Regions from separate parts of the Homo sapiens genome. Here region 2 is linked to region 1. A link is an interaction called in ENCODE POLR2A ChIA-PET data of the cell type or tissue named here. Cell type or tissue: IMR-90. All regions are shown on one strand. Each heading gives the region's core, and the rest is flanking DNA. Links, peaks and the distances in the headings are about the cores only. Region 1 has its middle 4.4 kb from the start of HCAR3. Region 2 has its middle 27 kb from the start of MIR9902-1.

What was found. Peaks named below come from ENCODE experiments on the same cell type or tissue, not always from the same donor. Only the 100,000 strongest peaks of a DNase experiment are listed, where the experiment ranks them.
Region 2: POLR2A ChIA-PET joins it to region 1 with 23 read pairs; 11 of 35 experiments call an interaction of 5 or more read pairs at or near these places.

The regions. Positions count from the first base shown.
Region 1 is chr12:122,717,019-122,725,353 of GRCh38, forward strand. No RefSeq gene overlaps it. Among named protein-coding and RNA genes, the nearest start is that of HCAR3, 4.4 kb to the left of the region's middle. RefSeq lists a silencer at 4,423-4,472. In IMR-90, for the core only: no CTCF peak of the experiment used is centred there; a DNase peak (open chromatin) is centred at 3,663; H3K27me3 peaks cover 101 bases.
Region 2 is chr12:122,665,310-122,673,644 of GRCh38, forward strand. No RefSeq gene overlaps it. Among named protein-coding and RNA genes, the nearest start is that of MIR9902-1, 27 kb to the right of the region's middle. In IMR-90, for the core only: no CTCF peak of the experiment used is centred there; a DNase peak (open chromatin) is centred at 4,272.

The DNA of each region.
Region 1 (8,335 bases), core at 19-8,018:
TTAGGCAAGCTGACTGTCATTCGAAAATCAGTGAAACATGAAGGACATCCCTTTGGAAGGCTGGGTGCTTGTATGCCAACTGAGTACTCAACGTTGCAGAATTAATTCACCGTCATCTGCTTGGCTGACATAATTAACAAAACAACAACAATAGCAATAATAATTTTTGGTGCCAAACAGTGAGGTTTTCCAGAAACACTAAGAATTAGCATGAAAAATTAACAGGCATATGACATAAACAGTAGCAGGCATATGATTTCTTTTGGAAATGCTGAGAAGACAGTAGTTGCCTGTTTGATGAGGACAGACTGGTTGAATTTGACCACTTTTCCTATGCTACCTTTCTGTACAAACATGGAGTGCTTTTCCATATCAGAACTCTGCCATTCATCTCCAGTTAGGAAAAAAAAAAAAGCCTGCTGGAGAGTGTAATATTTCATAAGATGTTTGAAAACTTGAGCCCAGTTTCAGTGGCATGTTAAAATAAGTTGGGTTTTTTGTTTGTTTATATTAGATTTTGATATGCTTCTGTGCTCAAGTGATTTAAGTATGTGATTTCTTTTTTTTGCAAACTTTGAATTAATGAGAAAAGGATTCATGAGGCTAGTTGTAAGCTGTAGCAAATCGGGTGTACTTTGTGCTACAAATTTGTTTTTCTGTGTCGCTCTGCATGAAGAGGGGTACCTTAGGATAGAGCATGGGGTTAGTACCCCATAAGCTGTCTGTTCTAGACAGCCCAGGAAACTGGTCAGTAAGAAAGTTGGTTGCAGGTCCCTGAAACAAACAAAAAACTGGATGAGGTCTCTAACTTGTTTTATGTCCTTGGGACCTTAGGATGTGATTTTTTTTTTTTGAGACAGAGTCTCACTCTGTCACCCAGGCTGGAGAACGGTGGAACAATCTCAGCTCACTGCAACCTCCGCCTCCCAGGTTCAAGCAATTCTTCTGCCTCAGCCTCCTGAGTATCTGGGACTACAGGCGTGCGCCACCACGCCCAGCTAATTTTTTGTATTTTTAGTAAAGACGAGGTTTCACTGTGTTGGCCAGGCTGGTCTCGAACTCCTGACCTTGTGATCCACCCGCCTCGGTCTCCCAAAGTGCTGTGATTACAGGCGTGAGCCACTGCGCCTGGCCGTGATTTTTTTTTTTTAATGAACTTTATTTTTTAGGGCAGTTTTAGATTCACAGCAAAATTGAGCAGAAAGTACGGACGGTCCTGTGCACTCTGTCTCCACACACGCAAAACCTCCCCCACTAAGTATGTGATATTTTTAAAGCCCCCATTTTTGTAAAATTAAACTTAGAGTGACAGGACCTAAGAGGACATGGAACCCTGCCTTGTAGCGGGACACCATTGCACACATTGTTTCTCTGCTTGTCAGTGCGATTGGGTGTCATCCTATAGAATGTTTTCTCCCTTTAATATTTTGGTCTTATGAATTCTTCCATGCAGGAGACTTCTAAACTATGTTGCTTCTACTTTGAGTTATATAATGTAAATTTCTTCCTTTTTTTTTTTTTTTCTTTTGAGATGGAGTTTCACTCTATCGCCCAGGCTGGAGTGCAGTGGCTCACTGCAACCTCTGCCTCCTGGGTTCCAGTCATTCTCCTGCCTCAGCCTCCCAAGTAGCTGAGACTACAGGTGCCCGCCACCGTGCCTGGCTAATTTTTGTATTTTTTAATAGAGATGGATTTCACCATTTTGGCCAGGCTGGTCTTGAACTCCTGACTTCAAGTGATCCTCCCGCCTTGGCATCCCAAAGTGCTGGGCTTACAGGTGTGAACCATCACTGCCGGCCATAAGATGTCAATTTATTTCTTTAGCTGCAAACGCAGGTTCAATAATAGGAGCTTATAGAGTCTTCAAGTAAACTAGAGTTAGGATGACCTAATATTAGGTTCCCATAGAACTACAAGTACTTGATGATGATCCAGGTGAGATGAAGACAATGATGAAGATGATGGTGGCACCTACATTATAGAGAGCTTCCCATGTGCTGGAACCCATACTCAGTGCTTTTTTTTTTTTGAGACAAAGTCTCGCTCTCGCCTCACTGCAAGCCCCGCCTCCTGGGTTCACGCCATGCTGCCTCAGCCTCCCGAGTAGCTGGGACTACAGGCACCCGCCACCACGCCTAGCTAATTTTTTGTATTTTTAGTAGAGATGGGGTTTCACCATGTTAGCCAGGAGCTCAGTGCTTTTATAGTTGCTTGTTTCACTCTGACTGTAGCCCATGTGGAAGGTATTATTATTGATTCTGATTTCAAATGAGGAAAGTGAAGCTCAGAGAGGATAAAATATTCAGGGCCACCCAGCTCATAAGAGCAGAGCATGGCCGGGCGCGGTGGCTCACGCCTGTAATCCCAACACTTTGGGAGGCCGAGACGGGAGGATCACAAGGTCAGGAGATCCAGACCATCTTGGCCAATATGGTGAAACCCCGTCTCTACTAAAGTATACAAAAATTAGCTGGGCGTGGTGGCGGGCGCCTGTAATCCCAGCCACTTGGGAGGCTGAGGCAGGAGAATCGCTTGAACCAGGGAGTTGGAGGTTGCAGTGAACCAAGATTGTGCCACTGCACTGCAGCCTGGGTGACAGAGCGAGACTCCACCAAACAAACAAACAAACAAACAAAAAAACCCGGGCACAGTGGCTCACGCCTGTAATCCCAGCACTTTGGGAGGCTGAGGTGGGCGGATCACGAGGTCAGGAGTTTGATACCAGCCTGGTCAACATGGTGAAATCAGATCTCTACTAAAAATACAAAATTTAGCTGGGTGTGGTGGCGCGTGCCTGTAATCCCAGCTACTCAGTAGCGGAGGCAGGAGAACTGCTTGAACTGGGACCCAGGAGGCGGAGGTTGCGGTGAGCTGAGATGACGCCATTGCACTACAGCCTGGGCAACAAGAGTGAAACTCTGTTTAGAAAAAAAAAAAAAAAAAACAGAGGCCAGGCGCCGTGGCTCACGCCTGTAATCCAAGCACTTTGGGAGGCTGAGGCGGGCGGATCACGAGGTCAGGAGATCGAGACCATCCTGGCTAACACGGTGAAACCCTGTCTCTACTAAAAATACAAAAACAAAAAATTAGCCAGGCGTCGTGGCGGGCACCTGTAGTCCCAGCTACTTGGGAGGCTGAGGCAGGGGAATGGCATGAACCAGGGAGGCGGAGCTTGCAGTGAGCCTAGATCGTGCCAATGCACTCCAGCCTGGGTGACAGAGTGAGATCCTGTCTCAAAACTAAAAGAAAAAAAACAGCTGAGCTTGGATTTGAATCTGGCAGTGACTTCAAAGCCTGTGTCCCTAACCATCATGCTCACTGCCTCTTACTATGTTATTGCCTTGTCTGTAAGGTTGAAGATCTTGCTCAGGGCATGGTGGGGATGGAGGTCATGCTGTTCAGGCTTTAGTGAAATAATTGGTATTTGTTTCTTGTTCTTGCTGCCTGTGAATACCATGCTTCCTTCTTGGATGTATGTGGACACTTGTCAACAACATTCATAAAGTAATCCTAAGGGCCTTTATTAACTAAGAGTCAGAGAAGTCAGCAGTATTTATTTCTAGAAGCTGAAATTTGCAAGGGACTCTCCCTTTCTAAGTTTCACAATTTCATAATATTTTGTGTGTGTGTTTTTTTTTAAACAATAGTCATGGATAAAATTAGAAAAAAACAACCACAGGCCAGGCCTGGTGACTCACCCTTGTAATCCCAGCACTTCGGGAGGCCGAGGCAGGCAGATCATGAGGTCAGGAGTTCAGGACCAGCCTGGCCAATATGGTGAAACCTAGTCTCTACTAAAAATACAAAAATTAGCCGGGTGTGGTGGCAGGCACCTGTAGTCCCAGCTACTCAGGAGGCTGAGGCAGGTAGAATCGCTTGAACCCGGGAGGCGGAGGTTGCCGTGAGCCAAGATCACACCACTGCACTCCAGCCTGGGCAACAGAGTGAGAATCCATGTCAAAAAATAATAATAATATTAAAATAAAAATAAATAAAAGAACAACCACACATGTTAAGTTTGCAAAAGAACCTGGAGCCTGGATGTATGTTCTGGCTCTCTCATTAACTAGCTGTGAAACCCCTTAACCCCTCACCCGCTCATGAGGAATTAGATGATCTTCGAACTTCCTCCCAGCTCTCACACTACATGATTCTAAACCAAAGTCCGCGGCTACTCGGGCAGATTCTAAAGGGCAGCCTCGCTGGATTCTGGTGCCTCCGATGGAATTTCCGGTCTTCCCACTGCACAGTGAGCATGTTTTGTCTTGCTTGTTTCCTTCTTTCATGCATTTATTATTTTTTTCTTACAAGTGTATGAGTTGTACAGAAACTTGTTTAATGAATCATTTCAAGAGTGAAGGCAGTGATCCCTCCGCATTTCGTAGAAACTCCACTTAAAATTTATCACTCACCCAGTTGAATCTCCATGCCTGGTTATCTTATGACAACTTGAATGTGTACCACTAAACTGGATTGAATTATTGTAAAAATTAATAGTGACACGACTGCATTGTACTGAGAGATTTGCATATGTGATCTCCTTTAATCTTCACAAAAACCCTGTGACAGATGTATTATTATTGTCATTATCATCTCCATTTTACAGATTGAGAAACCGAGGCATCAGGAGGTTAAGTAACTATTTCGTGTCTTTGAACTAACCTGGGATTTTTGGTTTTATTTATTATTTAAATAGAGATAGGGTCTCACTGCATTGCCCAGGCTGGTCTCGAACCGTAGGCCCAGGTGATCTTCCAGCCTCGGCCTCCCAAAGTGCTGGCATTACAGGTGTGAGCCACCATGCCAGGCCATCGGATTTCTGTTTTAATTATCTATTGCTGCATTAAAAATTGCCACAAAACATAGCGGCTTAACACAACCTCCATTGTGTCATCTCTCATGGTTCTCTGTGTTGGCTGGCCTCAGCTGGGTGCTTCTCATTTGGGGATTCTCAGATGGCAGCCGGGCTAGAGTCATACGGATGCTTAAGAAGGACACTGGGACACTCAGGCTTCTCTCTGTCTCCACAGAACCTTGATGCCTCTCTACATGGCGTCCCTGTGGCCTCTCTGTGTGGCCCCTCTATGTGGCATCTACACACAGCCTCTTCACATCTTCTTTCCACGACATAGTCTGGACTTTGTACATGGACATACTTAGGGCTTCTGAAGGCACACAGGCAGACCTTCTCCATCCCTGGGCTTGGAAACCCCAGAACATCACCTCCACCACATTCAATCAGGCAAAACAAATCACAGAGCCAGTCCATATTCCACTGGGAGGTGCCACCTAAGGGTGGGAGTGCCAGGAGGTACAGCACATTGGGGCTATTCAGACTCACCACTACAGAATATAGATGACACTGAGTCAGGACCCTTGGCTAGCAGGAAATAAGGGGCCCCTGGGCCCCCAACGAAGGAGATGTAGTTGTAGAAGCTGGGAAGTAAGGGGGTAGAGAGGAAGCTGATCATACTGACTAGCAGAGACACATAGATACACACACACATTTCTTTTGAAAAAGGAGAAGAGCACTTCATGGTTTTGAAAAGTTTGGGTTTATTGTAAAAAACCTAAGGGCAAACCAGAATAACCAAATAATCTTGAAAAAGAAGAACTAAGTTGGAGAACTCTCCCTTTACTGTAAAGCTACAGTAGTCCAGTGTGATTCTGGCATAAGGATAGATATTACAGCTCAAGAGAGCAGGACTGAGAGTCCAGAAATAAACCCTTATATTCATGATCAGCTGATTTTCAACAAGGGTGCCAAGACAATGGGGGAAAGAAGAGTCTTTGTAATAAATGATGTTGGGACAACTAGGTCACCACAAGCAAAAGAACTGGACCCCTTTGCTACACGGTACACAGAAATTAACTCAACTTGGGTTACGACCTAAATGTAAGAGCTAAATCTAAAAAACTCTTAGAAGGAAATGTAAGAGGCCAGGCATGGTGGCTCACACCTGTAATCCCAGCACTTTGGGAGGCCAAGGTGGGTGGATCCGTTGAACTCAGGAGTTCAAGACCAGCCTGGGCAACACAGCAAGACCTGGTCTCTACAAAAAATACCAAAATTAGCTGGGCATGGTGGCACATGCCTGTGGTCCCAGCTACTTGGGAGGCTGAGGGAGGCAGATTGCTGGAGTCCAGGGGTTCAAGGTTACAATGAGCTGAGATCATGCCACTGCACCCCAGCCTGGGTGACAGAGCAACACCCTGTCTCAACAACAAAAAGAAAAACAAGATAGAGAGGAATCTGAAAGTCTATTCATGAATCTTCTGTCACGCTAAGGGTTAGAACAGACAACAGACCCTTCCCTCCTCGGCTGACCTCATGGCTTCACGTCTTACCGAGTGGTCGCAGCCCCAGCCTGGACTTTTCGTTCCTGCCCTATTGGTCTTCCTGCATTTCCCAAACACTTGGCTCTTTTTCACCTTTCTACATCTGCCTGGAATACCCTTCCCCACTGTGTCCCTGGTGGCTTCCTGTCCATCCTTCAGAGCCGAGTTTGCAAGCTACTTCCTCTGAGACGACTAAGACAGGAGTAAGGGCCCTGGATTCTCCTGCAGGACCCTGTGTGAAAGTGCCAAACACAGGGTCCCACAGGATAATTGTATTATTTTATTTTATTTTTGAGACAGAGTCTTGCTTGGTCGCCCAGGCTGGAGTGCAGTGGTGTGATCTCAGCTCACTACAACCTCTGCCTCCCAGGCTCAAGCGATTCTCCTGCCTCAGCCCCCTGAGTAGCTGGGATTATAGGCACACACCACCACACCCAGCTAATTTTCGTATTTTTAGTAGAGACGGGGTTTCACCATGTTGGCCAGGCTGGTCTTGAACTCCTGACCTCAAGTGATCTGCCCACCTCGGCCTCCCAAACAGCTGGGATTACAGATGTGAGCCACCACCCCTGGCCATATTTTATAATTTTTTATTTTCTAATTTTATTTTTTCCCTTGGTTTCTACAATGGGCCCCGTGGCTATGTTTTTCATTTATGTTTCTACTGTGTCCAGTATAGAGCTAGTGCTTCATTAATGTACCTTGAAATAGGAAATGAATGAATGAATCCTTATAAGGAATAAAATATTTACCCCCCTCCCTCTATGTCATTTTATAGTCCAATACACAGAAACCCGAATACAGATTTGGCTCATATGTGAGCCCATCTGTTTCATCTGTTTATTCTATTCCATCTCTCTCTAATATATAAATAATTATATATTTATATTATATAATGTACATATATAAATATGACATATAATATGGTAAATATGACGATAAACAACATGTCATATGTAAAAATTATATAGCAGAAATATATATAATAAATAAATAAATGTGTGTAAACTTACAGCCTCTGCTTCGTGGATGAGCTCAGAAGGGCCCTGTGCTACCATCTTCAAAATTCTTAATACTTTTTATTATTTAAAAAAAATTTTGGCCTGGCGCAGTGGCTCTCACCTGTAATCCCAGCACTTTGTGAGGCTGAGGTGGGTGGATCACGAGGTTAGGAGTTCAAGACCAGCCTGGCCAATATGGTGAAAACTTGTGTCTACTAAAAATATAAAAATATTAGCCTGCTGCGGTGGCATGCGCCTGTTGTCCCAGTTACTCAAGAGGCTGAGGCAGGAGAATCGCCTGAACCAGGGAGGGGGAGGTTGCAGTGGGCCAAGATGCGCCCCACTGCACTCCAGCCTGGACAACAGAGCGAGACTGTCTGAAAAAAAAATTTTTTTTAATTTAGTGGCATGATCGTAGCTCACTGAAGCCTCTACTTCTTGGTCTCAAGGGATCCTGTCACCTCAGCCTCTCAAGTAGCTAGGACTACAGTCACGCACCACCACACCTGGCTAATTTTTAAAATTTTTGTAGAGATGGAGTCTCACCATGTTGGCCAGAGTGGTGTCAAACTCTTGGCCTCAAGTGATCCTCCCGCCTCGACCTCCCAAAGCTCTGGAATTACAGGCATGAGCCACCTCGCTCAGCCATTAACACCTTTTGAACAAGGGACCCCACATTTTCATTTTTCACTGGGGCCTGCAAAGTAGGTCGCTGATCTTGAAGCCATTTATGCACTCGTTGTGATGATGGAGTCTTTCTTGAATCGTATCAGAAACCTCTGTGAATCAGAAGGCCTGGGAAGCCAACAGGTAGAGACCACGCCTCACAGTGCAGCCAAGTCTCCACCTTGAGAACAACTGGCTCAAGCCCTTGTGCCTCAGAGTTCTAATCCCCTCCAAGGAGCTGCTGCACTTTAGTAACCTTCAGATGCCATGTTAAACATTTTGGTTTTAATAAAGGGTAAGGAAATCCATTCCGAGAATAGACCAAAACT
Region 2 (8,335 bases), core at 316-8,315, 51 kb before region 1:
TATAATTTGGTGCAATTCTCACTCCACTTTCCCGTTCTAGAGCGTTGTCTTCACTCTAAACAGAAACCATTAAGCTGTCACTTCCCATTCTCCCCTCCCCGCCAGTCCCTAGTAACCACTAAGGTTACTGTCTACAGATTTTGCCTATTCTGGACATTTCATGTAAATAGAGTCATATAAAATGTGGCCTTTCGTTCCTTCCTTCCTTCCTTCCCTCATTCCCTCACTCCCTTCCTTCTTTCCTCTTTTCTTCTCTTTTCTCTTTTTCTTTTCTCTTTTCTTTTCTTTTCTTTTCTTTCTTTGTCTCTCTCTCTCTGTCTCTCTCTCTTTTTTTCAGTGCAGTGGCGTCAGCATAGCTCAGCGAAGCCTCGACCTCCCCAGGCTCAAGTGATCCTCCCACCTTAGCCTCCTGAGAAGCTGGGACTACAGGCATGCGTCGCCACGCCCGGCTAAGTTTCGTTTTTTTTTTTTATAGAGATGGGGTCTCGCTATGTAGCCCAGACTGGTCTCAAACTACTGGGCTCAAGCGATCCACCTGCCTCAGCCTCCCAAAGTGTTGGGATTGCAGGCATGAGCCACTGCACCTGGCTCGTGTCTTTCAGTCAGCATAATGTTTCAAGATTCATCCATGATGCAGCATTCCTTGTCTTCAGTACTGCATTCCTTTTCATGTCTGAATAGTATTCCTTTGTGTGGATAGACTGCCTTTTGTTTATCCATTCATCGGTTGATGGACATTTGGGGTTGGGTTACTTTCTGGCTATTGAGAATAGTACTTCTGTGAATATATGTATTCAAATTTTTGTTTGAACACTTGTTTTCAATCTTTTGAATATTTTCCTAGGAGTAGAATTGCCGGGTAACATGGCGATTCTGTGTTTAGCTTACTGAGAAGCTGCCAAACTATTTTCCACAGTGGCTGCATCATTGTATATTCCTGCCAGCAATGCACGAGGTTCCAGTTTCCCGATATCCTCGCCAACACCCTTCCTCCCATGCAGCTTGATTTTATTTTATTTTATTTTATTTATTTGGTTTTATTTCGAGACAGGGTCTCTCTCTGTTGCCCAGTTTGGAGTGCAATGGTGTAATCATGGCTCACTGTAGCCTCAAACTCCTGGCTCAAGCCATCCTCCTATGTCGGCCTCCTGAGTATGGGAAAACAGGTATGTATGACCACACCCAGCTGATTTTTAATTTTTATTTATTTATTTATTTGAGACAGGGTCTCACTCTGTTGCTCAGGCTGGAGTGTAGTGGTATGATCAAAACTCACTGCAGCCTCAAATTCCCAAGCTCAAGCAATCCTCCCACCTCAGCCCTCCAAGTTATTTTTTATTTTTATTTTTGTAGAGATGGGGTCTTGCTATGTTGCCCAGGTTGGTTTCAAACTCCTAGGTTCAAGCAGTCCTCCCACCTTAGCCTCCCCACTATACTTGGCCCCATGGAATTTTTTTTTTTTTTTTTTTTTTTTTTTTTTTTTTTGTGACAGAGTCTCACTCTGTCGCCTAGGCTGGAGTGCAGTGGCATGATCTTGGCTTACTGCAACCTCCCAGGTTCAAGGGATTCTCATGCCTCAGCCTCCCAAAGTAGCTGGGATTATAGGCATGTGCCACCACGCCGGGCTAATTTTTGTATTTGTAATAGAGACGGGGTTTTGTAATGTTGGCCAGCTGGTCTGGAATGCCTGACCTCGAGTGATCTGCCCACCTCGGCCTCCCAAAGTTCTGAGATTGTAGCCACGAGCCACCGCACCCAAATTTTAATTCCACAGGCCAGGTTCGGTGGCTCACACATGTAATCCGAGTACTTTGGGAGGTCAAGGCAGGCAGATCACCTAAGGTCAGGAGTTTGAGACCAGCCTGGCCAACATGGTGAAACCCCGTCTCTACTAAAAATAACAAAAATTAGCCGGACGTGTTGGTGTTCACCTGTAATCCCAGCTACTAGGGGGACTGAGGCAGGAGAATCACTTGAACATGGGAGGCAGAGGTTGCAGTGAGCCAAGATCATGCCACTGTGCTCCAGCTTGGGAGACAGAGTGAGACTCGACTCAAAAAAAAAAAAAAATTCCACAGATAGACTGTGTATTTGTTTATATACTGTGGTCCTTGGGAGGGCAAACCTTGTGTCTAATGGAAACACGTGCAGGGGACACAGACTCAGAAGACTATAGGAATTTATAAAATCACTGCTGGCTCACCAAAAACACAATAGCCAACCCTTCGGGCCAGTAGGCTACCAGATTAAAGACTCTGATTCATCTTATTTTGTTAAAATTTATATATAGACAGACAAATACAGAATCTTTTATTGGGTATGTTAATGTGTTCATATATCTATTTTTTTTTTTTGAGACGAAGTCTCACTCTGTTGCCCAGGCTGGAGGGCAGTGGCACGATCTCTGCTCACTGCAACCTCCACCTCCCAGTTCAAGTGATTCTCCTGCCTCAGCCTCCCGAGTAGCTGAGACCACAGGCACGCGCCACCATGCCCGGCTAATTTTTGTATTTTTAGTAGAGACAGTGTTTCACTATGTTGGCCATGCTGGTCTCAAACTCCTGACCTTGTGATCTGCCCGCCTCAGCCTCCTAAAGTGCTGGGATTACAGGCGTGAGCCACTGCTCCTGGCCTTTTTTTTTTTTTTTTTGTGAGATAAGGTCTCACTTTGTTACCCAGGCTAGAGTGCAGTGGCTCAATCTCAGCTCACTGCCCACCTCCCAGGCTCAAGCGATCCTCCCACCTCAGCCTCCTGAGTAGCTGGTACCACAAGCACACACCACCACACCTGGGGTAATCTTTTTTTTTTTTTTTTTTTTTTTGTAAAGATGGGTTTCACCATGTTTCCCAGGCTGATCTTGAACTCCTGGATTCAAGCTATTTGCCCACCTCGAACTCCTAAAGTACTAGGATTACAGGCTCGAGCCACTGCACCTGGCCCATATACCCAATTTTATTTTAGACTACTCCAGGCAAACTTAGTCCTGCAAACTTTACCTGTGCTGTAAATATTTCAGGCTTGCAAGTCATGCAGTCTCTGTCCCAACTACTCAACTCTGCCTTGTAGTGACAAAGAAGCCACAGATCATACGTAAATGAATGCAAATACTCTAGGGTGAGAGGACAGAGGCCCCTGGGGTGCACACTCTAAGGAGACACTCATCTCAGGTCCTGAAAGTGCAGGGGTGATGCTGAGAGTGAGCGAGTGGTTCAGCCTCTCCCTAGTCCTGGCCCTGTGAATAGCTATGTTCCAATAAAACTTTATTTATAAAAGACTTTATTTATTTTTTTAAAACTTTATTTATAAAAGGTGGCAGGCTAGTTTGGCCTGTGGGCTGTGGTTTGCCACCCCTGGTAAAGCTTTTTCTCATCTGACTCCTGGTTTTCCAGCTCAACCCACATAAGTCTCCCAACCCCTCCCTACAAGTAACAGATATTAACCCATAGGCGTTCTCTATGCTTTCCTGTGTCTGCATAAAGTCCTCTACATATAGATATTTTTTGTTTCATAAAAATGGGAGACAATGTACACATTTTTTGTATCATGCTTTTCACACTTCACAATAATTTGCGGAAACTTTGCCAGTCAGAGGCATTGATTTCTTTTTTTTTTTTTTTTTTTTTTTTTTGAGACAGTCTCTTGCTCAGTTGCCAGGCTAGAGTGCAGTGGCGTGATCTCAGCTCACTGCAACCTCCGCCTCCTGGGTTCAAGCAATTCTCCTGCCTCAGCCTCCTGAGTAGCTGAGACTACAGGCATGCACCACCACGCCCAGCTAATTTTTTTGTATTTTTAGTAGAGACGGGGTTTCACCATGTTGGCCAGGATGGTCTCGATCTCTTGACCTCATGATCCACCTGTCTTGGCCTCCCAAAGTGCTGGGATTACAGGCGGGAGCCACCACGCCCGGCCGGCATTGATTCCTTTTATATAGCTATATGATATTCCATAGGGTGGAAGTAGCATTATTCGTTATGCCTTTTCTTTTTGATGGGCGTTCACTTTGTGGTCAGTTTTCTGCCACATGCACACACACAAAAACAGTGCTCCAATACACATTCTTGTCCTTAAGTGTTGGTGTTTTTATTTCTTTGGATAGATTCTCAAGAGTGGGATTAGAAGATCAAAGGGTATGTTTAGTTTCCATTTTAACAGATGTTGCCAAATTGCTTTCCCAAATGACTACAAAACTTCATATCTGAGCATGCCCTTTTCTCCATATTCCTGCCAGCATTTGAGATTTTTTTTCTCGTTTTAGCTTGATGAATCAGTTTATTCTGAGGAATGTAGAGAGATGTCTCATTGCTGCTTTCATTCGCAAGTGTCTGACCCCTGTAAGTTTGAGGGTCTCTTCATACTGTTGGTTACCCATTTGGTTTTGCTCCTCCGCAAATGGTCTATTTATAGTCTAAGTCCATTTCTGTATTGGTTGATTCTCTTTTTCAGAACAATTTGTAAAAGCTCTTTATATAGTGTCCATTTGACTTTTGGCTTTCATCTACAAAGTGATTAAGAGGTTTGGTGCTGGGGCAGGCTGCCAAAGGTTACATCTTGACTGAGCCCTGACTGGCCACATGACCTCAGCAAATTATTTACCTTCATTATTTAACCTCTGTACTCAACTATAAAATAGTGATCATCATCATCATCATCACGGTAATTCCTCCTTCATAGTGCTGTTAGAGATGATGAGTTAATGTGTGTCAGGTACGTAGAATTCAGCCTGGCACACACTAAGTTCATCAATAGAAGTTGGTGACTATTATTTGTATTACAAATATTTTTTCAGCTCCATCATTTGAATTGGTTTTATTTCTGGTATCCCTTGTCACACAAAATGTTTCAGTGTTTATACGGTCAAATATATCCGTCTTTTTTTCCCCTAGCTTCTGAGTTCCCAGGCTTGGTAAGAAGGTCTCCTTGGGCCGGGCGCGGTGGCTCACGCCTGTAATCCCAGCACTTTGGGAGGCCGAGGCGGGCGGATCACGAGGTCAGGAGATCGAGACCATCCCGGCTAAAACGGTGAAACCCCGTCTCTACTAAAAATACAAAAAATTAGCCGGGCGTAGTGGCGGGCGCCTGTAGTCCCAGCTACTTGGGAGGCTGAGGCAGGAGAATGGCGTGAACCCGGGAGGCGGAGCTTGCAGTGAGCCGAGATCCCGCCACTGCACTCCAGCCTGGGCGACAGAGCGAGACTCCGTCTCAAAAAAAAAAAAAAAAGAAAAAAAAAAAGAAGGTCTCCTTGTTTCCTTCATGACTAATTTCCTCACTCTTAAAATGAGAAACATAGGACCTACTATTTTCCTCACTGAAGTACCCTGTCCTCTCAGCTCCTTGATCTCCCCTCCCCTCCCCTCCTTTCCTTAGCAGGGTTTCTCTCTGTTGTCGAGGCCAGAGTGCAGTGGCACGATCTCAGCTCACTGCAGCCTCAACCTCCCACACTCAAGCAACTTTCCTGCCTCAGCCTCCCAAGTAGCTGAGACCACAGGTGCGCACCACCACGCCTGGCTAATTTTTGTATTTTTTTTTTTTTTTTTTTGTAGAGACAGGGTTTCGCCATGTTGTCCAGGCTGGTTTCAAATTCCTGCCCTCAAACAATCCACCTGCCTCGGCCTCCCAAAGTGCTGGGATTACAGGCGTGAGCCACCGCGCCCAACCCTCCTTGATCTATTTCATCCCTAAAAGAAAAAAAATAAACTATTTTTCTCTACACTCACAACACTCCTGACACCCACTGGGGTTTCCACACCAAGCAGCACTCCAGTTCTCTTTGGACACTGACTGGGTGTCCTACAGTTCAAATCTGACACTGTTCAGCCTGGAGTTAGCATCAGATCCCACAAGCTAAAGGGCCCAGTTCACAAGACGGCTTCCATCCACTCCAGACCCCAATCACAAGTCCCAGCTTCCCACAGGTACTTTTTTTTTTCCTTTCCAACTTTTATTTTAGATTCAGAGGGTACATGTGCAGGTTTGTTCCATGGGTGAATCGCGTGTTGCTGATGTTTGGTGTACAGATTGTTTTGTCACAGGGGTAATGAGCACAGTATCTCATAGGTAGTTTTCCAATCTTCTCCCTCTGCCTCCGCTCCACCCTCCAATAGGCCCTGGTGTCTGTGTTTTTCTTTGTGTCCACGCGAACTCAAGGTTTAGCTCCCACTTATAAGTGAGAGCAGGTGGTGTTTGTTTTTCTGTTCCTGTGTTAGTTCACTTAGGATAATGGCCTCCAGCTCCATCCACATTGCTGCAAAGGACATGTTTTATTCAGTCTTTTTTTTTTTTTTTTTTTTTGAGATGGGGTCTCTTGTTACCCAGGCAGGAGTGCAATAGCTCAATCACAGCTCACTTCAGCCTCGACCTCCCTGGGCTGAAGCAATCCTCCCACCTCAGCTTTCCGAGTAGCTGGGACTACTGCGTGCACCACCATGCTTGACTAATTTTTTGTTTTTCATTTTTTTTTTTGTAGAGACGGGGGGTCTCACTATTTTTGCCCAAGCTGGTCTAGAACTCCTGGGCTCAAGTAATCCTTCCACCTCAGCTTTCCGAAGTGCTAAGATTACAAGCGTGAGCCACCATGTCTGGCCGATTGTGTTTTTTATGGCTGTGTAGTATTCCATGGTGTATATGTACCAGACTTTGTTTACCCAATACACCTGTACTTCCAACTGACCGGATATAAATCAAAAGTTCCCACAGTCCAATCCTCAGGTTCAGTAATTTGCTAGAATAGCTCACAAAACTCGGGAAAACACTTTACTTATATTTATTGGTTTGTCATAAAGAATGCAACTAAGAAACAGCTACGTGGAAAGAGATGCATGGAGGATATAGTATGGGGCGGGAGTGTGCAGAGCTTCCATGCGCCCTCCGATGTGTCCCTCTAGCACTTCATTGAGTTCACCAACTCAGAAGCTCTCTGAACTCTGTCCTCTAGGGACTTTGTGGAGACTTCATTATGGAGGTGTGACTGATTAAATCACTGGCCACTGGGCCCAGTGGCTCACGCCTGTAATCCCAGCACTTTGGGAGGTTGAGACAGATGGATCGCTTGAGCCCAGGAGTTCAAGACCAGCCTGGGCAACATGGTGAAACTGTGTCTCTACAAAAAATACAAAAATTAGCTGGTGGTGTGCAGCTATAGTCCTAGCTACATGGGAGGCTGAGGTGGGAGGATCGCTTCAACCTGGAGAAGTTGAGGCTGCAGTGACCCGTGATCATGCCACTGCACTCCAGCCTGGGTGACAGAGCAACACCTTGCCTCAAAATAAAACAAAACCATTGGCCATTGATGATTAAGTCAATCTCCAGCCCCTCTCCCCTCCCAGAGGTCAAGGGGTGGAGCTGATAGCTCCAATCCTGTGGCCATGCCTTGGTCTTTGCAGGGAGCAGCCCCTGTGCTAAAGCTGTCTGGGGACTCCAGCTACCAGTCATCTCATCAGCATATTAAAAGACAATCACCACACTCTGGGGATTTCAAGGGTCTTAAAAGCTCTTGTGTCAGGAACCAGAGACTAAGAATAAAAATAATCGCAAAGGATGTTCACCTATCCTCAGGAAATTGCAAGGGTTTTAGAGGCTCTGTGTTAGAAACCAAGGGCAGAGATCAAATATACATTTCTCCTGTCGCACTCCCCTTCTCCCTCACCCCAGTGAGATGACACCTTTAGAGCGCTTTCGCTTCCCCTCTCTTCCATTTCCCCTGCCCCCTGTTCCCTGAGAGACTCATGAAACACATCTATTCCCCACCCCACTTTCTGAGGTTTGGCTGAGATAATCTAGCATTTCTTATAATTTCCCTTATGGGATATCCGTTTGGTTTCAATAATCCTCTTTTCTAAGGGTCCTTCTCTATTACACAAATCCCCAGTCTATCCTGTTCCATTTTGAGTTAAAATGTCATCTGCCTATGTTCTTTTTTTTTTTTTTTTTTTTTTTTGAGATGGAGTCTCACTCTGTCACCCAGGCTGGAGTGCAGTGGCATGATCTTGGCTCATTGCAATCTCTGCCTCCCAGGTTCAAGAAATTCTCCTGCCTCAGCCTCCCAAGTAGCTGGGATTACACGTGTGCACCACCACACCCAACTAATTTTTGTATTTTTGGTAGAGACAGGTTTCGCCATGTTGGCCAGGCTGGTCTCAAACTCCTGACCTCAAGTGATTTGCCTGCCTCAGCCTCCCAAAGTGCTGGGATTACGGGTGTGAGCCACCGCGCCCAGCCCTGCCTATGTTTTGAACATGGTTTTCGCTCTCTTTCTTTTTCCCTTTGTTAAGTCTTCTTTTCAGGGCTATTTGCAGCTTGATCAGGTCTTTTCCAAGTAGTGCCATCAGATGGAGGGTG